Regions from separate parts of the Homo sapiens genome. Here regions 1 and 2 are each linked to region 3. The links are chromatin loops, found by intact Hi-C in ENCODE. Cell type or tissue: GM12878. All regions are shown on one strand. Links, peaks and the distances in the headings refer to the core of each region. The heading gives the core; the rest is flanking DNA.

Region 1 (7,697 bases), core at 1,406-5,405, 180 kb after region 3:
GAAAAGCAATGGCAACAAAAGCCAAAATTGACAAATGGGATCTAATTAAACTAAAGAGCTTCTGCACAGCAAAGGAAACTACCATCAGAGTGAACAGGCAACCTACAAAATGGGAGAAAATTTTTGCAACCTACTCATCTGACAAAGGGCTAATATCCAGAATCTACAATGAACTCAAACAAATTTACAAGAAAAAAACAACCCCATCAAAAAGTGGGCAAAGGACATGAACAGACACTTCTCAAAAGAAGACATTTATGTAGCCAAAAAACATGAAAAAATGCTCACCATCACTGGCCATCAGAGAAATGCAAATCAAAACCACAATGAGATACCATCTCACACCAGTTAGAATGGCAATCATTAAAAAGTCAGGAAACAACAGGTGCTGGAGAGGATGTGGAGAAATAGGAACACTTTTACACTGTTGGTGGGACTGTAAACTAGTTCAACCATTGTGGAAGTCAGTGTGGCGATTCCTCAGGGATCTAGAACTAGAAATACCATTTGACCCAGCCATCCCATTACTGGGGATATACCCAAAGGACTATAAATCACGCTGCTATAAAGACACATGTACATGTATGTTTATTGCGGCACTATTCACAATAGCAAAGACTTGGAACAAACCCAAATGTCCAACAATGATAGACTGGATTAAGAAAATGTGGCACATATACACCATGGAATACTATGCAGCCATAAAAAATGATGAGTTCATGTCCTTTGTAGGGACATGGATGAAATTGGAAAACATCATTCTCAGTAAACTATTGCAAGAACAAAAAACCAAACACAGCATATTCTCACTCATAAGTGGGAACTGAACAATGAGAACACATGGACACAGGAAGGGGAACATCACACTCTGGGGACTGTTGTGGCTTGAGGTGAGGGGGGAGGGATAGCATTGGGAGATATACCTAATGCTAGATGACGAGTTAGTGGGTGCAGTGCACCAGTATGGCGCATGTATACATATGTAACTAACCTGCACATTGTGCACATGTACCCTAAAACTTAAAGTATAATAATAAATAAATAAATAAATAAATAAATAACAATTTTTAAAGATTGCAAGTAAATAACTACTGTTACAAATAGTAAGTTCGTTATTTAAATACTGCTTCTAACTATGAAGACCACAAATTCTATCTTTTTATAATCCCAGAATCAACAAAACACCTTTTACTTACTAGGCCATTGAGAAACATTTGCTATTAGTGGTTACAATGATATATATATCAATAATTTATGGTACACCTTACACATATATTGGTGTTTAAATTTATCAAGTGTAATCTTCACAACAATCCCAAAAAATATAGGTAGCATTATTCTCGCTTTTATAAGAAATTTTCACTAATGAGAAGTTGAATTTCCTAACCAAGATGACGTGAATTAAAAGTGAAGTCCAAGTTTCAAACCACATCTATACTGAAGATGCAATGTGTTCAAAAAATAACATGCTGGGACAGGCTGCAGAAACATGTCTCTGAGCACTAAAGTTCCTACTAGTGAATAAAATACTCTTTTTCTAAATTCCTCTTCAGAACACTTACTTAGTTAAATAATATATAAATCAAACACAGAAAACCATATGCCAATTCACCAGTGATAAAAATTATTTATTCCAGCAATTCTAAATATATTCCTTAGAGCAGTGGTCCCCAACCTTTTTGGCACCAGGAACCATTTTCGTGGAAGACAATTTTTCCATGGACAGTGGGGATGTGGGGCAAAGCTGGAGGGATGATTTCAGGATAAAACTGTTCCACCTCAGATCATCAGGCATTAGAGTTTCATAAGGAGTGTGCAACCTAGATCCCTTGCACGTGCAGTTCACAACAGGGTAGCCCTCCTATGAGAATTGAACGCTGCTGATCTGACAGGAGGCAGAGCTCAGGCAGTAATGCTCCCTTGCTCATCCACTGCTCACCTCCTGCTATACGGCCCAGTTCCTAGCAGGTCACAGACCAGTACTGGTCCCAGGGGTTGGGGACCCCTGCCTTAGTGTTCATAGGCAGTGCTCACACATGGATAACAGAAAACATGTTTGGACAGCCCATCTCCTTCCTCTCCCTGACTCCTGTGTCATTACTTCCATTAATATTTTCAGTAAGCAATCAAGATAACAAAATCCAAAATAGAAGCTAGTTTTTATCATTTATTGTAACAGTTACAACATATACACAGTCACAGGCTTATCTTCAAATGTAAAGATTAATGTCATTAAATTCCTTGAATTGTTTTTCAGTTATAACAGATTTCAAGTAATTTTCACTACTGTCCTATGATTATAAAAATCCTAATTCCCCAGTAAGTGCTTAATATATATTTTCATTTTAGTTCTAAAAGTAATCATCTGTAATACATTTTTATAGAAGCATAGAACATATACTGATGAGGTTTTTGTAAGAGAAATAAGCAATCCTAAGTACGCCTTTCAGTACTTCCTATTGAATAATAGAATTTTATCTATGAAAAGCACATTAGGAACATTTTACCCAAGTTCCTTATTTTATAGATTTAAAAAAAAAAACAGGCTTACTATGTTTAAGAATATAACAGTAAAGTTGTAGTCTTTTGAATTAAAAATGACAATAGAATTAGATTTTATGAAAAAGAAATCTTTAGAAACTCTCATTGTATTATTACTAGTTCTTGCTGAATTTTTTTCCACATTAAAACCAAGGTTGCCTCATTTCATTCTCATGAAATAATGGAGCCCCACTGAAACTGAAAAACTGTCCAAGTTATTCTTCCTACAGAAATGTGTGCATGTGTGTCACATACTTAGCTGTGTACTATGAAGTTTAAAGTTTGTGATAAAAAGGAAGTTGATTTTAGAAATGCACACTGTTGTAGTGCCTTTACAAAGGTACTGCACACCAGCCTGGGTGACAGAGAGAGAGACCCTGTCTTTGAGAAAAGAAAAGAAGAAGAGAAAAGAAATAAAAACACAGAAGTTAGAATCAACAGGATCTGGTAAATGATTAGATAGGAAGATGAGAAATTGAGGTTTGTGCATCCTACACAGCAGCTTGAAGAGGAAACACTGTAATTGAAAGCTAGAGTTGAACTGATCAAGGAGAGAAAATGAAACGGGGGGGGTGAATAGTGTTTTGGAAGTTGATGTGGAACGTGTTTCTCAGGTTCTACATAAAACTGGCTGGTTGTGTTCACATGGTAAAAAAAATCTCTTAGATCATCATCACAGAGAAGATTTGGTGATATGTATTTCAGTATTCACAATAAAGAGAACAAATGATATGACTGGTCATTTAAAAGAAGATCAAGACCAGCTGTTCTTCAAGATGATTAACACTTTATTTTATTAGGAAACTATTCTGAATCAGATGATGTTTATTATAAAAATTATTTTGTCAATTTATAATATTAAATTAATGGTCCTCAGCATACAAAGTATCTTCTTTATAATTATATATGCAAAGTTTATAGGCATAACCTTAATAAACATAACATTCAAAACAGAAGTTCAGCATACGTGAACTTGATTAACCTATTAGAGTTCTCAAATAAAATGAAAAATGTCATTAACTAGGAACAAAACCCAAAAAAAGATTAATGATAATGAAAAAGCAACAGTGACATCTGCTGTCTGTTTGTATAGTTTCCTTAAAACTATTCTCTACGCTTCATCTCTTTTCCTTCAATTTTCATCTATTTTTACCATTGTCATATCTATTATGTAAGAAATGCTTTGATGACTAAGCTCCTTCCATCTACTCCATTGTTTTGTTCCCAGAGAATAATCTGAAGCAGACTATTTTTAATATATGATCTATGTCACAAGTTTTTAAATACACACACCTTTAAATACTCTGATCAGAGGCTTCACCAAAATTTGAATGTATAATAATGGTATCCAGGAACAATTAAGAAGTTAATAGTCTTATTGCTACTGTTCTTTATGTTCTACCAGTAATGTTTTAGAAAACAAAATAACTTGCCCTGTAATCTACATGATAATATATGAAGCACAATGCAGTTAGTTACCGTGACATAACAGCATTTAGATTCCTCCATGGAAGAAGAATAGAAATGAACAATTCTAAGACTGAAAAATCCTTAAACAAATGGGAATAGGCAGTAGCTTACACATCCCTTCTAGAAACAACCCCAGTGTTCCACCTCATGATGTGTGAAATACCACAATCATAGAGTTATGTCCTTGGTAAATGCATTTGTCACATAAAGTTGTCACCTATTTCACAATGTTCATTTTCATCCTAGAAGAATAAGATATTGGGCCATTAACAATCAGTAGTTACTTGGAGGGAGGGAGTTAATCAGAGAGATTTTCTGCTTGACAATCAACTAGTGAGCGTTTTAGTTGGAGGAGAAAGAAGAATGACTTTGTCATTGAGAGACTAGCACACTAGGATAGGCAGAGTTGTGGGGAGAACTGAGTAGTCAGGGTGTAAGGACACTCATTAGTTGATCAAGGGTCAGAAGGGAGGAAAACAACAGAGAAAAGAAAGATAGAATGACACCACAAACAACAAACCTGGACTGCTTTACAATTGTGAAGTTTTCAAAGTGTCCATTAAACAATCTTTACATGGATATTGAGTAAACAGTAGCAAAGAGCTGTGAAACAATGAAAAGTAAAGAACCAAGAAGATGCCTTAAATCTTAAACCAGTGATGCAAGTCCAGAGAAATCACAGGAAAGAATAGGTATCCCAAGTACATTTGTCTTGCTTGGGCAGAGAGCAGCTTATTTTTCTTATTTAGCAAAAGAAAGAAGGGGTGCTACACAGTCTCTAAGGCATGACAAATGACATCCTTCTACACTGACAGCACTCACCACAAAACAGAATCTGTGAAAGCTGATCTCAAGGCTCCATGTAGGAGAAAACAATGCACATATAAAGGTTATTGGTTTGATAAAAGAAAATCCATTTTTTAAATGACAGTATAAAAAATCCTCTATTGGCAAGAAGCACTTTTCATTCTAGGGAAAAGTGAAATTCAAGAGCTCATATGGGAAAAAGAGATCATTTGCTCTGTTTATTCTTGCCTGAACAGACACACTCTAAATTGATCATCAGTGAAGAATAGGATAAACATTCCAGAGCAAATATGCCTATGCTCTTGATCCTGACATTTGAAGAAAATTTATTAAGAACCTTTATATAAAAACAAATCTCCTCAGATAACATATAAAGGTAGTATATACAAGAAATCTAAGGTCACGATAAAAGTACCAAGCCAATGAAGTGATGTTTTTCAATGAAATCATTATTTGATCATCTGCTCAAAATCATTATTTTGAGCAGATGATCAAAATTAGCACCGGAGAGAACATTGGATGTACAAACATGAATAAGCCATGGGCTCCGAACCATAATGTTTTCCGCATAATAGACAAATAGGGCATAAATATAAGCAAAAGAAAAAAATGATTCTTTCCTGTAATTTTCTGGTCCTATTAATACATCATTAGTTAAAGAGTTAAGGAATCTTATTGGTTCCTTTCATTGTTTCACTTTGTCACTATTTACTCAACATCCATGTAAAGATTGTTTTATCGGGGATTTGGGGTACAGGGTAGGCACCAAGTGAGGGGTAGTTAAGTTCTCTATTGGGAAATTGGGAAAGGTTCTATTCAGTAGAGAAACCAGATGCACCTTTGAAAATGAGAAGGCATTCCAAATGTAAACAGGGAAGAGATGCATTTTACACAGAGAAAGAAGTGAGAGGAAGAGCTATGAAACAACATAACATGGTAGGGAAACCTGGTTCCGAAAGTCTGAGCATGGGACATGAAGAAGGGAGAGGTGACAGAGGAAGCCAAGGGCAAACAGGAGTCAGAAGTGAGAAGGGTCAGTGCAGCATGGTTCAATTAAGTTCAACACCAACTTTGTAGGTATTTTTTGTTTTTTTGTTCTGTTTTAAAATATAAGCATATAGAAACCTCCTCAATCATATTTACTCATAAGTAAATGGTTTTAGATTTTACCCCCATTTATTTAGGCAGAGGAAAATAATAAATAATAATAAAAGAATCTTGATAAATCATTCTAAAAATTTCAATAGTAAAGTAAATGAGAACATAAAAATGAGGACATTGTCCTAATATATACTAAGGGTTTCATTTTAAGTGTCTTTCTTGTATACTTAGTCCCTCGGAAGTATTGATATGTAAGCTGTAGCCTCAAAAACAATTGAGAAAATAAACCATTCAAAGACATCAGTTGTCTTCATTAAACATTTTTTTCTGGGCACACAGCTGGAAACTTTCCATTCATTCAGCACTTGCTCATGGGTGAGATGGCTTAATATTTTCCCAAGAGCAAGCATGCCAAGACTTAATGGCTCTGGACAGACATCTGGTAAGGGCTATCAGAACCACCTGGACTGCAGAAAAAGCTTTCGGGTTCCAGCAGGAAATCCTTATGTGTTCTTTTTCCCTGACTGGTATCTGTGACAGGCAGGTGCCTCCTGAAATGAGAATTTAGGTGACGTTTTCAAGGAAAGTCTATACCCAGAGTCATGACAAAGATGAAACAAAGAAGATGAGATATTGGTCTAAGTCAGTGATAGCTATGATGTGAATTATCTCTTAGGTACCATGTGTCTTACAGACCCTTTAATACTACTTAGAATATCAAGCTTTGTAAGAATAAAGGTATTAGTAAATGCTCACGAGATAATAAGGAGACCTGAGCTCATAAGTAGGTCCTGCTACTCTTGTTCTATTAGTGTCTTTTGCTTATATGGGTATACATATATGATACTGTACATTTATACTGCAATTAAAAGGAGAGAAGAAAAATAAATTAGAAAATAACATTAAATTATACATCTAGTCTACTCTGCAATCTTGCCTAGACATACAAAAATTTTCATTAGGACACTAAAAAAAAAATCTCCTATACAACAAGATCCAAGACTCCATCCAGAAGGCTTCTCGATATTCTTTATTTGCTATTCCTATTTCATTCTCTCATACGCAAAGCCATTTCTAACAAACTGCCAGCTGATGCCAGTGCTGCTGGTCCCTGGAACATGCTTTGAGTGGCAAGGTTTTCAAACACAATCAGCATAACTTACCTGTCTCAGGGAAGATTTTCACAATTCCTGTATAGGAAAGATCCATCCAGGAGATTTTCTTTGTTAAGTATGCATCCTCCATCATAATTTCCTCATCAAATTCTCTGCAATACTGAGCAGACCAGTTAAATCTACATTCAATAACAGTAAGAGCCAGTGTTGTTTAATGGCATAATGAGAAATCTAGGGTCAGATAGATATAGGTCCATATCCCATTCCTGCCTACCAAACAGATTGACCATGGGAAAGTACTTAAACTGGTCTAAACCTTAATTTCCTCTTCTATAAAATAGAGATGCCACTAGTAAATACTTCAAAGGTTTATTTTGAGGATTACATAAAATAACTTATAAAATAACCTATATAGCACTGTCTGGTGAGCACTCAACAAATGCTAGTTATTGATATTAATGCAATGCTGCAGCTTAATTATGCATCCAATGTGTCATATAGCATTTGAGGCTTGAAACTCACAGGTTGACTAGTACAGTAGAATATTTTGCTGTCACAACCAACGGTTGTGCACATTCTCTAGGTCTGTTAATCCATTTTTTTTACAAATACTGAGTGAAGACCAACACTCCCAATCTCTACATGTATATTTTAGCAGAGGAG
Region 2 (7,697 bases), core at 1,406-5,405, 110 kb before region 3:
TTAGATAACCCAAGGAGTAGCAAGATGTCCATGAAATCTTAGAATGAAGTAGACCTTACCCTTCCAGTCATCCCAGAAGAGTAGAGTAGGTAGGTTACCCAGTACAATACTTGAGGTACTCAGCTCAGAAGCAGAGGCAGGGAGAGGAAGAGAGGCCACTCCTAAAGCAACATTTGGTAGCAGGATCCTAAGAATGCAAGGAATCATGGTCACTGTTATTTAAAGGCAATCCCTAGTAAACACAGTATCCCTCCACAGACAGATGTAAAAAAGAACTGTGAAACTGCAGCCTTTGAACAATGTAAGGAAGGAGATCAAGATCTGAATACAGCAGCCCATTCTCTGAACCAGACCTGAATGAGTGGTCTGAGTTAAATTATTCTCAACGTAACAAACTATTCTCTGAATGGAATCTTGAGAAGAAAAAATTGGATGTGAGTCATTGGAATCCAGTTTGTAAAGTTTTTAACATAGCTTCTGGTTGTTTTCATGTTTTTAAAAAATCCTTCAGATGTAGAACAAGAAAACATGAATCAGGTGGCTACAACTATTACTATAGTGCTCTGGGTCCTAATAGAATATTGCTGGCTTAAGGTAACTTTTTTCTCTCTTTGTGGAGATTACAGGCCCAAAGACACCAAGATAGAATATAAACACCAGGGGTATTCTAACTTTTGCACTTCATATGCATACCTTTTAGTAGAACCTCCATAGTACTAAATGAATTAATAAGTGAATGAACAGATAATTAGACATAAGTATTTTCATACTCTAACTCAGCTTTTACATTACCTCTACCAAGGGAACTTGTTAAAAATGCATTAGACCCCAGATCTAGACCTAGCAAAACAGGATTTCCAAGTAACAGCCCAGGAATCCACATTTGAATCAGGTTTTTCAAATGGCTCTCACATACACTGAAGTTTAAAAAAAAAAAACAAAAAACTTCAGAAAAAGCAAATATGAGATCCTAGGCAAATAATTCTCTGGATTCAAACTAAGTTCTGCTATGTACTTGCCCTGTGACCTTGGGCAAGTCTTACTACCTCTCTAAGCCTCAGCTCTCTCATCCACAAAGCAATGTGCAGAGTGGTAAAATCATGAGGGTGCTGTGAAGATCGCATTAGATCATGTGCATGAAGCACACAGAACCATGCCTGCCACCTGCTTAGTGCAAAGGAAATAAGAGCATTATAATTAGCAAATGCCACATAGAGTTAATGACAGAGGAGAGAATATTTTGACACTTTTTTTCCCATCAAGAAATGATAATCACCAATCGCAACCATTAACAGTTAAACATTGTTATTATTAAATACTAACTATGTGCTAAACAGAGGCCAGAATAGGTACTTTACATGGGATAATATATTTGCAATGAATTTAGCATTGTATCTCTTGCATAGAGAAGAAAACTGTAGCTCAACATGTAACATGTTGTAAACTCCTCAAATCTTCATAGGTGGAGAATGCCAGAGTTCTCCTTTACACTCAGTTCTGAGGCTGTAAGCCAATGACCTGCCTCTGAATCCCAAACCTTTGCTGTGTAATAAGTATCCTAGTTTTAAAAATACATTATATTTTTTTCATGTGAAGAATAAAAGGGATTTTTCCCTTAAAACTCTCAAGGGTGAGATTTTTGAGTGTGACAACCAATTTTAAAATGGGTACTTCTTATCTTTTAACACTCTTATTTATAGTCAGGGAGAACATCTTGAACAGGAAGCTCACTATCAATGCTGTCTTGATTAAGATCTTATAAAGACTATTCAAGATAAAAGACTTGTTAGCAACTGAAATTTATTACCTGGGAATTTCCTTTACAGGCTATTTTTCATAAACAAGATCATCAGGCCAATATGCCGGTCAATAATACTTACTGAGCATCTGTTAAATGGCAGTGTCTGGGAAGACATGTCTGTTCAGTATTTTGTAGTTAGATTTCACAGTCCTGTTGATCCAGTAAAAAGCTTTTCTCACTTAATAACATAGCATTTGTTTACAAAACTCTCTTTATTTCAAGTCCAGTAGTCTGCACTTTCTATGATTACTTTTGTTTCTTCTCTTTTCATCCATAAGGCAGTAAGCGACTCCCAATTTGCAATCTTCCAGTTTTCTGTCATGTTAGTATTCGTAACTTTTCTTTATTACTTTGAATTTTTAAAATTTGTTTTTGTTGGTTTAGGGTTCAAAATATTTAAATAATAAAAAGAAATCGATACTCTTGGTGGACAAATGAAGGCTACCAATCTAAACAAGTGGCTTCTTCATACATCAGTCCTCTCCAGGATAAGAGAATCACTTCATGCAATTTCAGATTTGAATCACTCTATATGTATTTTAGGGCTCTTGATAGTATACCCAGTTTCCAGTTCTTTGTCTTAAAAATTCTGGTTGAATGATTTCTTGGGAAAAGAGAGTTCTATTTTGTTTCTCCCATTAGCTTAATTGGTTCCAAGAAAAATACTGAATATGTAATAGGGTTGGAATTAGCTGGAATGTGTGAGTTGGCATCAAGGACATCACTCAACAATGGGGTCCCCAGGTGGGAACATCATTAGCAAGCAGCATGACTTCCCTATGACATAAGTTGACTGAAGATGGCACAGAAAGGGTTCAGAATGAACGCTGGTGCTGCTTCCCTTTGTGACATCTCCTTTACCCAGCTTTTCTTGCTGGGCACAATGCAGTAGTCAGAGCCTTTCTCATTGAAGACACAGTTTAAGAATGGAGCTAAGCATGCTGCCTGACGGACCTGCTGTTCTGGAGCCTCAAGGTTTCCTTTTAGCTTTCAATTTCTTTCCTATTAGATGTGAATGCTGAAGCAACAACTCAGGAGCTATGGCTCTCATTAGAATGTGCCAAAGAGCAGCAGTAAAAAAAAGAGCTTTCATTTGAACTTCCAACCTGACAAATCTAATTTGCAAAACAAGTGAACCTAAGGGATGCAGAGCCTCACTGGTCAGAATGCATGTTCCACCCGAGTCATTATTTCAGGTTACAGCCTGACAGCCCGTGAAAGCCTTAACAAGGCAAACTAACCTTTAGTAATCAGTTTATATTCTGAAAGTACCTCTGCTAAAGTGGTTTGCTCTGGAAGAATAACACATGATTTTATGTTTTACTAATTCAAAATTTCATCCATTCATGCTACACATATTTATTGAGAACCTACATTATATCAGGCAGAGCTGTATGAAGCATTGTAGGGCAAAGGTAGGGCAAACCTCATGGTGATAGATGACCATAAACCTGCCCTCAGAATTGACACATTTCATGGGAAAGACAAATCACCTACGCTACAAGTTACAACAGCAAAATATGATGACTTTTACAACAGGAAAGTGTAGGAGACCATGAGTGTATACTGGAGGGATCTCATTGTAGCATCAGGGATGACTTCCTGGAGAAACTGATATTTGAACTGATCTCTGTGAGGTAAGTAGAGGTTACCCAACATGTTAGACCCTCTTCTGCATCATTTCAGATGCTCTCAGCCTCACCCTGCTCTTGTTTCAGCTGCCACAATATTAACCAGCTCTTGGTGGGTTCTGACCAACTTCATACAGTCACAACTTTAAACCTTGCATGTCTCTCACCTCCCACCCTGGGGCTGCCCTGCTCATCCCTCAGAACTCACTCGGTGACCACATGTGTACCACCTGAAGTGGGGGGATTCAGTAGCACATGGATTGAACCTTTGACCAGTGAGAGAGGAGGGACTGATAAAGTCATCATTTACATTATAATAGAAACCATGGTGAAGGAAGAGAAAGACCCTCTCATATTATTTTATATTGTTTTATACTCAGTACCTGTTTTAAGAAAAAACAACGAGGAAGTAAAACCAAAGACAGGCAGCCCGGCGCCAGGCCCGAAACCAGGCCTGGGCCTGCCTGGCCTAAACCCAGTAGTTAAAAATCAACTCTTAACTTAGAAACCGATGTTATTCATAGATTCCAGACATTGTATAGAAGAACATTGTGAAACTCCCTGCCCTGTTCTGTTTCTCTCTGACCACCAGTGCATGCAGCCCCTGTCACGTACCCCCTGCTTGCTCAAATCAATCATGACCCTTTCATGTGAAATATTTAGTGTTGTGAGCCCTTAAAAGGGACAGATATTGTGCACTCGGGGAGCTCGGATTTTAAGGCAGTAGCTTGCCAATGCTCCCAGCTGAATAAAGCCCTTCCTTCTACAGCTTGGTGTCTGAGAGGTTTTGTCTGAGGTTCGTCCTGCTACAATGGGAGTGTAAGTGACGTCCCAGAGACAGCACATAGAGGGGGAGAAAAGAAGAACATTCCACGTCCTCATTTGCACTGGAACCTAGCTCTCTGTGAAGTACTGTCCCTATAGTGCCATCGAGGAGAGGCCATTGGTCCCACACATCCCTGCACCTTGGGGTCCAGCAGAGATTCAGCATCATCCATGTTCCTTGTTTCCTCTTCTAGACTATTAACACTCCTACCTTTTATTAAAATTCCTGTTACTCTAAGTCTTTTTGTTGTTGTTGTTTACTATAACATGCTATAGCCCTCCTTATTGCTGTCTTCTACTCATGCCCTGGGCTTTTCCCCTCATTTACCGAAAAGTTTCCAGTTAGGTTCTCTCCAGCTATCCTCCTTCCATGCCAATTCTGATATTATCCTCAGAGACTTTAAGGCACAACACCATGACTGCTTGGTTTCTTGACAGGCACAATGAGAGGTGTTGTACCTCTCATTCCCATAAGTCTACCATGAATCTGGCTATCATCTGCAAAATTATGGATTCAAGAATTTCTCTGAAGTTTTCTATATTTCTCTCTTTCCTTAGCTACCTTTCCCCTTGAATCACATTTGCACTTTCTCTTTCTTCCTGTCATTCTGCCTACTCCTATTTTTTATTCCTTTCCTTATCCTGTTTGTATTTCATCATTTTCAATACCCTCAACTCTCTCGACCTTTTATTCTTTTCCCAAACATATCTAGTAAAAATCCAAAACCATATGAATTCAGACTGGCATCTCATGCTTGCCTGCCCTCAATACTGCTGGAGGAAACCACGAAACAGATTGTGGAGTAAAATGAAGTCACTATTAATTTGTGGTCACCAACTCACCTGAGCACTCAACACTGTCTTTAAATCTGACTACATACATCTCTTTAGGTATCATTTTTCCCATCATCCTCAGTGCCATCAAATCTCAAGTTTTCCTACCTCTCACTTTAATCTCAGCAGCAAATGATCTCTTTAGTCTCAGCAAATGATCTCTCACGCTTCCTCACAGAGAAAATATACACTGTCATATAAACTCTCTCAGCTTCCCATCATTAAACAGAACATCTGCAAGTCTTAGAGCAATCAGGTAGAAGAAAGAAATGAAAGGCATTCAAATAAGAAAAGTCAAAGTTAAACTATCTCTCTTAACCTACTATACCTAGAAAACTCTAAAGATGCTGGCAGCCAAAACACTCCTGAAACTAATAAATGACTTCAGTAAGTTTCAGGATACAAAATCAGTGTACAAAAATCAGTAGCATTTCTATATACCAATAACGTGCAAGCTGAAAGCCAAAAAGAATATCTTAAGAGCATTCGTACATAGTGATTTGAGAACAAAGGTTCTGCTCTCCTAGCTAAGACACATCCCTCCCAACATACTGTACATCCTTGCTCCTCCAACTTTTCTCAGAACTATTTTAGTCCATTCAGGCTACTATAACAAAATACCATAGACTGGGTGGCTTATAAATAACAGAAATTTCTTTCTCATCATTCTGGAGATTGAGGAGTTCAAGATCAGGGCACCATCAGATTTGGTGTCTTGTGAGAACCTGCATTCTGGCTCATAGATGGCACTTTGGAACTGTGTTCCTTACCAGGTGGAAGGGCTGAGAAGAGGTCTCACGGGGGTCTCTTTTGAGCAAAGGAGTTAAGGGCACAATCTCATTCAAGAGGATTCACTTTTGCAACATAATCGTCTGGAAAAGGCCCCTTTTTAAATACCATCACCTTTGGGGTTAACATTTCCACATATGAATTTGTGGGCAACAAACATTCACACCAGAGCAAGAATATATACTATAAATAATTCCTGTGATATCCTCTATCTGCCACCTGTACCTCTAATAAATCCTTGTCAGGAGCCTTTAAACATCCTTAAGTATTTCACATCTTTAAAACAAAACAAAACAATACCTTTCTCAAAGAATCTCCTTATTTGTCTTCTTAGAAAGGCTTAGGCTTTCTGTTTCTTCATTTCCTATTAGCTTTTAACTCACCAGCCACTAACCGAAAACCTGATGTATGCCCTGAATACTCCAAAACCCCTGTGTAAACAAACACTTCTGCTCTCTACATGGGCATGTTATCTTCAAACATGGTATTCTTTTATCTGATTGCCTTTTTCATTGTATCAATTTTCTTCTATTGTGTTTTTCACTAAATATGTGAGAAATTTTATCATGACTTTGACTTTTACTTATTTATTCCTGATCAGCAGGAAGCACAGGGTTATCCATGCCAAAAGCAAACAGGTTAAATGGATTTTTTCCAGTTGGTGTTGTTATGCCCCCATACCAGTCCCCTGCACTAGACCTTCAGGTGAAACCCTGAACAATAATGTTAGCCAATTAAAAAGGTGGCAGTTAAGTTAAAAACCACTGAGCTGAGTGACTAAGAAGAACTAGAAAAACCAATTCACCTTTGACAGAGTAGCGGCAACCAGCCTTGCCCTAGGGCAATTCAAGCCTTTATTTCCTCAGGTTTCAACAGCTCTTTATGAGGACAGATAGCTTTTACTGCTTAGTCTTTGACTTGCCAACAATTTAACATTAACTCATGACCTACCAAAAAGAAGCAATAGGAAACTTCACCTAGGTAGAAGGTCCCCTTGATAAAACAACTCAGGTCAAATATCTCTGAAACTCCCATTCTTAAGATATAATAGAGGCACTTTTTCTAGTTTCCCTTTGTCATCAGCCCACTACAATATAATGCCATATTTAATAAATAGATCTCTCACTCTGCTCTAAGGAACTGCCCCACTGGGAACACTATTCCATCTTACTTAAAATGCTACAGTCATTCCTCTTTGTTGATTCTTAACCAGGGATATATTGAGAATCTCTTGAGGAAGTTTTTAAAATATGAATGACTAGGCACTGCGTCTAAATATTTTGTTTCAGTAGGACTGGGATGAAGTCTGAGTTATATGTATTCTACAAGGTTTCCCAAGGGATTCTGCTAGAAATATTGCAAGTTTTTATTTGAGTGCTTCAACTGTGCCAGGTGCAGTGTGAAAAGCTTTTCACACATTTTCTTTTTTTCACAGAAATTTTATTTGTGGCCAGCACTGTTGATTCATTAAACAATATACTTTCTCACCCTTCTTTTTAAGCAAAGCTCTGACTTTATTCAGGTATTCATCCTCTACCATAAAGCCATGTAATAAGGTTCTTAATGATCTAACATAAAAATTGTAGTCTCTTTCTCCTGGCCAGTGATTAGTGATTGTGTACTGCCATGAGATGTTATTCTAGCCCATAGGGGTAAGGGAAGACCTGCTAGGAGACTTGAGGTAAAGGGGCCTCCATTCCTAAGAGTGAAACATATATAGGTGATTTCTTCTCCCTGGCTGTTATGTCTGCCTCTAATTCCTGCAAAAACTGCAGCTATCGTGAGGTCAAGAGTGAAGCTTGCCTGAGGTCAATGCC
Region 3 (7,697 bases), core at 1,597-5,596:
GAAAGTAGAGCTTAGAGAAAAGTGCCAAAAACATCGTTTACCTTCCTTGTGCAGTTACAGTCTTCCCTTAGCCAAAGACAATCTCTGTATGGTGTGCGTAGAAAGGCTCGTGTTGTGTGTGTGTTTTTTTTTAAGACACCACAGGTGAGGTCCATTGGATGCCCCCTTGAGGCAGCCTCTCCGTGCTACAGGTGTACCTTCTGATGTGGTACACCTGCTCTGGCTCAGGACTTCAGTCCCTGCTTCAAATGCTATCACCAATGATCAAGCACACCTGGCTCCCTTGCACCGGTAGCCCAGTGTAAAATTCCACCTCCCTGTTCCCTAAACAATGGATGATGCACAAGCTCCTCACTTCTCGTCTCTCTGCCTTGTGGTTACTCTCAGTTTGCCCCACAAAGTTTGCTTACATCATTGTGGAGCAGGTTGGCAAGGCTGCTATGGGAACAGACATCTAATACAGGCTTGAGATACCAATATCATCCTCTTCCAAGCATGCCAGTTCCTATGAGGGATTCTCTTAGACCCCATTTCCTTGCTTTATGAGGGGAGGACTATGAGGGGGTAAAACCATAACTCAAAGCCACAGTGAACATCCTCGAATTCCTTAACTTTTTCTTATACCCACTGGGAGTAACGATCAGACTAGCAGGTTTAATTTGACTATCTCTTTTCATTTAATTTGTTTTGTTTTTAATTTTTTATACCTTTAAAATTGATTTTTGTTTATGCTATCATACAGATAGAATACAAAGGGAAGGTGTATTCGTCCATTTTCATACTACAATGAATAAATACCCAAGACTGGGTAATTTATAAAGAAAAGGAGATTTAATGTACTCACAGTTCCACATGGCTGGGGCACGTCTTACATGGCAGCAGGCAAGAGACCATGTGCAGGGGAACTGCCCTTATAAAACCATCAGGTCTCATGAGACTTATGTACTATCATGAGAACAGCACAGGAAAAACCTGCCCCCATGGTTCAATTACCTCCCACCAGATCCCTCCCATGACACATGGGGATTATAAGTACTACAATTCAAGATGAGATTTGGGTGAAGGCATAGCCAAACCATATCAGAGGGATCCCACAGCTCAGTGATGGCTCTCTGCAGAATATGAAAGCATTCATTAGTTTTGTTTTGAAGTTTTAGCAAAAATTCCAAAACAGGAGAAGTCTCATTCCCCATCCTGTTACCCACTGTTAACCAAAATTTGAGGAGTATAATAAATTTTTCAGGCTGTACTTATCCCACAATTACTACTTTCCTTTATAAGGCCAGAGAGATTTATAAAACAATTTCATCAGTGCGTTGAAAAAGACATTTCTAGAAGCCATTGGCAGTTAGGAGTCGCTTCTGTTAAGAGCCACACTTTAATCTTTTCCATTTTATTCAAGGCTGTGAAAGCCAACAGAAATAATTTTGTGACTGTAGAATTGGCCTCCTCTTTGAAAGGACAAACATGAAATCAAATATAGGAACTCATTTTTGAGAAATGTTTGTAACTCCTTTTTTCCTTTAGTCATCTTCTGCACTCACTGCGATTATTTCAAACCTTTACTCTACCTCTTAAGTTCAATTTTAAGTTTTTTCTCATTCCTTGCAGCTTCTAAGCTGTTTATTAGATAGTAAGGGTGTTGTTTTGGTTCTCAATTTGTTTTCTTATTCCAGTCATCCCCATTTTTATCCCACTCTTCTCTTAAATCATCTCATCTTTGAGTCTTGTTTTAACAAATTTATGTTTTCAGTAAGTTTCTCTACAGAGTAAATTTTAAAAATATATGCTTTCTGGATAATGTTTTCTTTTATACTGGGTTCACTCTCACTTTGTATATCGGGCTTCTTCCCTCTTTTCCCCTTGGTATGTGTGCATAGGTTTTTGTGTGTTTGGTTTCAGTTGTTTCCTACAGTTATATTTTGATTTTGCCTAATGTGAGACGCTCTATCCAGACCATGTGTTTGCCCTGACATTATGTGTGTGAGAATTGTTCTGATTTCCCTTCTACCAAATCTGGGACAGTGGGTCTTATAAGCTCTAACCACTTTTATACTGCCTAAGATCATGGGACTAGTAGAGGGGTTGTCTTGACCAAGACCAAGTGCACTTCTGGCTAGGAGACTCCAGGCTCTTGATCGCCCTGATATCTAGTACCCATGGGTTGCTCACTCCCCAGGCTTGGGCTTGTTATCCCTACTCAGCACAGCTGTCTAAAATTGCCCCTCTGAAGGGCAATTCTTGCCCCTTCAGAGGTACTGTGATGCCATATAGGGGCTTCCACTCTCAACATTTTTTTCTTAATTTCCCCCAGAAAGAACTTTGGTGTAACTATTTGGGATGTACCTTCCCTAAAACAAAAATTCCTTCCTGGTGCCTGAATTCTGGCTCTTCTCTTGTAGAATCTTCACCTCCATTACAACTCCTTCTCCCTCAGACTCTAGGACCAGTTGTATAAGGAGAGTGGAAAAAGAAGGATTCAAAAATACTATAAGAACTTGTAATGGGCTGGGTGCATTGTATATCATTATAGGTAATTTAATTTTCATTATACTCCAAATTTTTTACATAAGAAACTAGAAAATTTAAGGAGGTTTTATAAGTTGTCACGACTCCGAGAAGCAGAATTCTATCCTAGTTCTAGCCAACCTCAAAGCTATGTTCTCTACGCTACACCTGTGGGGTGCTGATAAATGTTTAACAGCCAGTTCTGGAGGTGAGAGAGAAGGGGAAGGCCTGATATGTGACATTTGTGATCCCATGGTGTAAATAATCCCACCATGATCAATTTCAAGTTCTCCATCAATGAGCTCACAAATGTCTTTAAAATGTTATCAGCTCTCCCCAGTCATGGCAAGCTTGTTCTAACACACGAATTACACTCCATATTAATACCTAGTTCTCTAGTTTCAACCATCACACTTACTCCTTCTCTGATTCTTCTCCTTAGTTTTATTAACCATGCCAAATTTCCAAATTCTCTGGGCTCTTCTTGACCCCAGGTATGTAACTGGATATTCTTACTAATCCCTGTGCTCTACTCCCTAAGAGGCTATCCTGGCACCCACATGAGCCTGGAACCTTGCTTTGCCTTTGCTAGATTCTTAGCCAGGGTCTGGACACCAGTATAGAGCTCTGACTACCTATACATAGATGATAAAAACCACATGATCTACCTAAATTTCTGAGTGTCATCTGCTCAGGGTTTGCCCACTGCTATCCATGTACCACCTGTCTATCACCGCAGAGTGTATAGATCCTTCCTTCCAAGACTCAAAGGTCTGTTTCCCAGGAACATTTTCAAACATTGTGGGAAGGTCTAATTTCAGGTTCCCAATCTTCACAGTTGTCCTTTATCTGCTGCTGAGAGAAGAGAGACAGACCCTCTCATATTGCTTTATATTGTTTTATACCCAGAAAAGGAAAGAGAAGTGAAACTAAAGGCAGGTAGCCCGGCGCCTAGGAACCAGACCTGAAACCAGGCCTGGGCCTGCCTGACCTAAGCCTGGTGGTTAAAATTCGACCCCTGACCTAGCAACCGATGTTATCTATAGATTCCAGACATTGTATGGAAAGACATTGTGAAACTTCCTGGTCTGTTCTGTTTCACTCTGACCACCGGTGCATGCAGCCCCTGTCACGTACCCCCTGGCTTGCTCAATCAATCACGACCCTTTCACGTGAAACCCTTAGCGTTGTGAGCCCTTAAAAGGGACAGAAACTGTGCACCTGACAAGCTTGGATTTTAAGACGCTAGTCTGCCGATGCTTCCAGCTCATTAAAGCCACTCCCTTCACTATCTCGGTGTCTGAGGGGTTTTGTCTACGGCTCGTCCTGCTACACTGCAATTAACCACATTTTGCTGATGTATCCCCAGTGTATGATGTGGAACCAAGAGCATGCCCACAAAAGAGGAAAATGAGTAAGCTTCTGTGGCACATCAGTGGTGAAGTACCACCTTCCCTCCCGTTAGATGTAGAACAGTCACTGTTGCCACTGCCACCACTACCACTACTCACAGCCCATCAGAACAGAAATCAACACTCCAACATCTCCCATTTGAAAGACTATCTGCTGTAACCCTGGATTTCCCCACTTCTCAATTGTTTCGTAATTTGCTGAATGTTTGGGAAATCTGTGTTCTCTATCCTGAAGCTGTGGAACACAAACTATTCACTGTATTTAGTGTCGAACAGAACTGCAATTTCTAAAGCTACTTAAAAGAGTGGGGGGAGGCATTTCCCTAACTTTCAATATTCTGCAGAAATAATTTGAAATGAGTAAGCTGAATCCATTCATTATTATTGCATAAATCAAAGACAAAATTATTTTTCTGAGTAAAGAAAAAAGGGGAAGTTGGATTCAAACTAAATTTAAGAGCACAAATTAAATAACATACAAAATGTTAAATTAAAATGTTAGTATATTCAAATTGTATAATTTAGAAATTAACTTGATTCGGAACTTCTAAGATTCAAAAATCACTGAACAAGGATTAGGGCTTAATCATTCACATCTTCAAAGAAAGGTCTTATTAGCACTTGATAAGGTGTTAACTGAATTCAATGACACTTCTGAGGAATAAAAGGTAATTTGACTGTCTTATCTTTGCTCGACAATGTCTGTGTTTAACCTGACAACCCAAAATAATCTTCCTTTTAGATCAGGTACACATCAACATATTGTAATTAACTACAGGTGATTTAACAACAAATAATTTAACTGTTACAGCTTTGAGTCTGTAAACAGTCTCTATAGTTCTCACAATTGTTCGTTTTGCATTAAAGAGTTTAATGACTATCTCTTTTTTTTTTTTTTTTTTTTTGAGACAGTCTTACCCTGTTGCCAGGTTGGAGTGCAGTGGCGCAATCTCGGCTCACTGCAACCTCCGCCTCCCAGGTTCAAGTGATTCTCCTGCCTCAGCCTTCTGAGTAGCTGGGACTACAGGCGTGCGCCACCACTCCCAGCTAATTTTTGTGTTTTTAGTAGAGACGGGGTTTCACCATGTTGGCCAGGATGGTCTTGATCTCTTGACGTCGTGATCTGCCCGAGCAACCGTGTCCGGCGTCTATCTCATTTTTAAACACATTGCAACAATTTCTGCAAAAACATATTGAAAGGCTAATTCCAATGTAGATAAGTGTGACTGTAACATCCTATTAACACATTTCTATCAATGAAATAATGAGTCAGTTAATGCTATATATTAGCCTGACAGATTGTCAACATATAATGTAAATCAAATGACTAAGAAAAAAGTTTAACATGTAAAAACTTATAATACAGCTTTAAAGAATTAATCACAAAGGATTTATCCTAAAGGTTGTTTATACAGATTCAGAATCTTGAAGCCCTGTGTTTTGTTTGTTTGTTTGTTTGTTCATTTGTTTGAGATGGAGTCTCCCTGTGTTGCCCAGGCTGGAGTGCAGTGGTACGATCTCGGCTCAATGTAACCTCCACCTCCCAAGTTCAAGTGACCCTCCTGTCTCAGCCTCCCAAGCAGCTTGGATTACAGGCAGGGTTTTGCTATGTTGGCCAGGCTGGTCTCGAACTCCAGACCTCGTGATCTGCCAGCCTTGGCCTCTCAAAGTGCTGGGATTACAGGCATGAGACTGTAAGTGTCTTTGAGATTACTAAATAAACTAAAGTGATGCAACAAACCATTCAGATAGAAGGGAAATCTCAGAAAGAGAGTTTTAAAGGAAATTTACTTCACTGATTTTTCCCACTCCTCACACCAGAATTTTGATTGTAATATTGCAATAGGGTCGACATAAGTTATTCATAAATAAATAACAATGTTTATGGGGTTTCTTTACCAAGGGACTTTATGAAAATGACAAACATGCTTGCTTGCAAACAACTGAACATACTCTTTAAAAGAGTTATACATTCTTAATTCATATAACAATGATTTTAACTGAGTTACAAACACATATGTAAACATAAATGACACTAGAGTTCGGATACCAAGTTTCAAATGCACTAAGAAATCAGTAAGAATCTCCACCAGATTCTTGGTGAGACCCAAATGGTATTCATCCTACAGGCCCTAGAACCTCTACTCCACTGCACGTTGTCGTAATACCCCATAATGGTAGCAACTATTACGCATCCCCTAATGGCATAAAATCATGGATTTTACTTGTTAATCACTACACAACCATTTTCATGTGGGCTCCATGAGGTTGTCAACACACAGGCTCAGACTCCATCAGTTACCTGCTGCTGGCTCAGGAAGTCAATGACAAAGGATTGACACTCCCCTATCTTTTATAATATTTATTACCATAAAATTTCAGTACAACAACAAAAATGTAATTTCCCATGGAGGAGCTGGTATGAGATTTGACCTGTGACTTGGTTATTTAGATACGAATTATTAAATTTGCTAATTACACCTAATCTCTTGCTGCTGTCACTGCTGCTACTCCTCCTTTCTTCTCTCCTCTTTGCTAATTTTATTGGCATTATTTGCATTTTCCACAGCAGGTATGGAAGAGAAAATAAAAGTAATGAAACGCAAGCAAATACATTCTTCAAAATATAAGGCAAACATTTCTACTGAAGGAAAAAATTAAGAGCATTGGCTAATTGTGATTGAATTAATAATTTAAATTTTCTAAGCAATCCTTCCTGTGTAAACCCAAGTGAAAAGGATTAATAAAAATATTACATTTTTATTGAAAAGAATCTTCGAAGTATAAGTTTGCTATATAAAAAGTAATTTAAGCAGGGACATTCAAAAGCTGTTGTCACCAAAAAAATGTAGTGCTATATTCAATGATTCTAACTCCCTTGAAAGTGTGCATCATGGTAATAACTACAATGATCTCATTTGACTATATTATAAATATGATATCTAACTTTGGAATTGTTATACTTTCAGATTCCTATAATTTTCCAGAGAGATTACTATTAAAAAATAAAGTTGGGGTAAGAACAACCAGTCTAGTTTTCATCTTCTCTTGAAAAAACAAAGTCTTAAGAGAACCACAAAAAATTACTAACAGAAATTGCCACTGGACACATCTCTTTCCTCTCTTTTCAATCACGGCTATTTAAAATGCAAACCCACTTACCACAGTCCTGACCTATTCTCTCCAATTTCTGAATGTCAAACACTTAGAGTAATTGTTGGCTGTCAGAGTCAGAAGTCTGTGGAAGCAGAGAACCTAGACATTTGGCATTTTAACTTTCTGGAACAAGTGATTTAATTATTTAATTAGTGTAAGAGAAAAGTATCTACACCAAGATCCAGGCATACACTGTCATCAAAAATGTCTCTGACACGGTAAAACACATATCAGAGAACTGGGAAAGGGGATTATATTTTATAAATTTGTATCTGTGCAAATTAACTCTTACATTTCAATGATAAATGGAAACCTGAAATATAAAAAATGATTTAATTACCATGAGTAAATCCACAACATTGCTGTTTGCTGAAGATGCTACTTATACATTTCTTATAAGGTTACTGAAAGTTTCTATTTTTGTTGCTCAAAACTAAAAAAAAAATCTGTTTGATCTTTAGTACTTATATAATTAAGATGCATCTAATTTCTTTACTTTTCAAATGTGCATTAAATGTTTCCTTCATAATTTATCATTCAGTGCTGCATCATCTTTAATGTATAAATAATGATAAATTTGGACATTAATTGAAAAAGTATCCATTAATGTTTTTGCTAGAA

The links. Peaks named below come from ENCODE experiments on the same cell type or tissue, not always from the same donor. Only the 100,000 strongest peaks of a DNase experiment are listed, where the experiment ranks them.
Region 1: it touches region 3 in a loop (2.6-fold over the local background); 1 of 110 quality-filtered maps calls a loop at or near these places.
Region 2: a loop joins it to region 3, with 2.7 times the contacts of the local background. A loop is called at or near these places in 1 of 110 quality-filtered maps.

The regions. Positions count from the first base shown.
Region 1 is chr14:39,577,614-39,585,310 of GRCh38, reverse strand. All of the region lies in intron 2 of LOC105370461 (a long non-coding RNA gene), which reads right to left. Among named protein-coding and RNA genes, the nearest start is that of FBXO33, 150 kb to the right of the region's middle. In GM12878, for the core only: no CTCF peak of the experiment used is centred there; a DNase peak (open chromatin) is centred at 3,035.
Region 2 is chr14:39,873,009-39,880,705 of GRCh38, reverse strand. No RefSeq gene overlaps it. Among named protein-coding and RNA genes, the nearest start is that of FBXO33, 440 kb to the right of the region's middle. In GM12878, for the core only: no CTCF peak of the experiment used is centred there; a DNase peak (open chromatin) is centred at 3,498.
Region 3 is chr14:39,759,067-39,766,763 of GRCh38, reverse strand. All of the region lies in intron 5 of LOC105370461 (a long non-coding RNA gene), which reads right to left. Among named protein-coding and RNA genes, the nearest start is that of FBXO33, 330 kb to the right of the region's middle. In GM12878, for the core only: no CTCF peak of the experiment used is centred there; DNase peaks (open chromatin) are centred at 3,273 and 3,733; H3K4me3 peaks cover 791 bases; H3K27ac peaks cover 447 bases.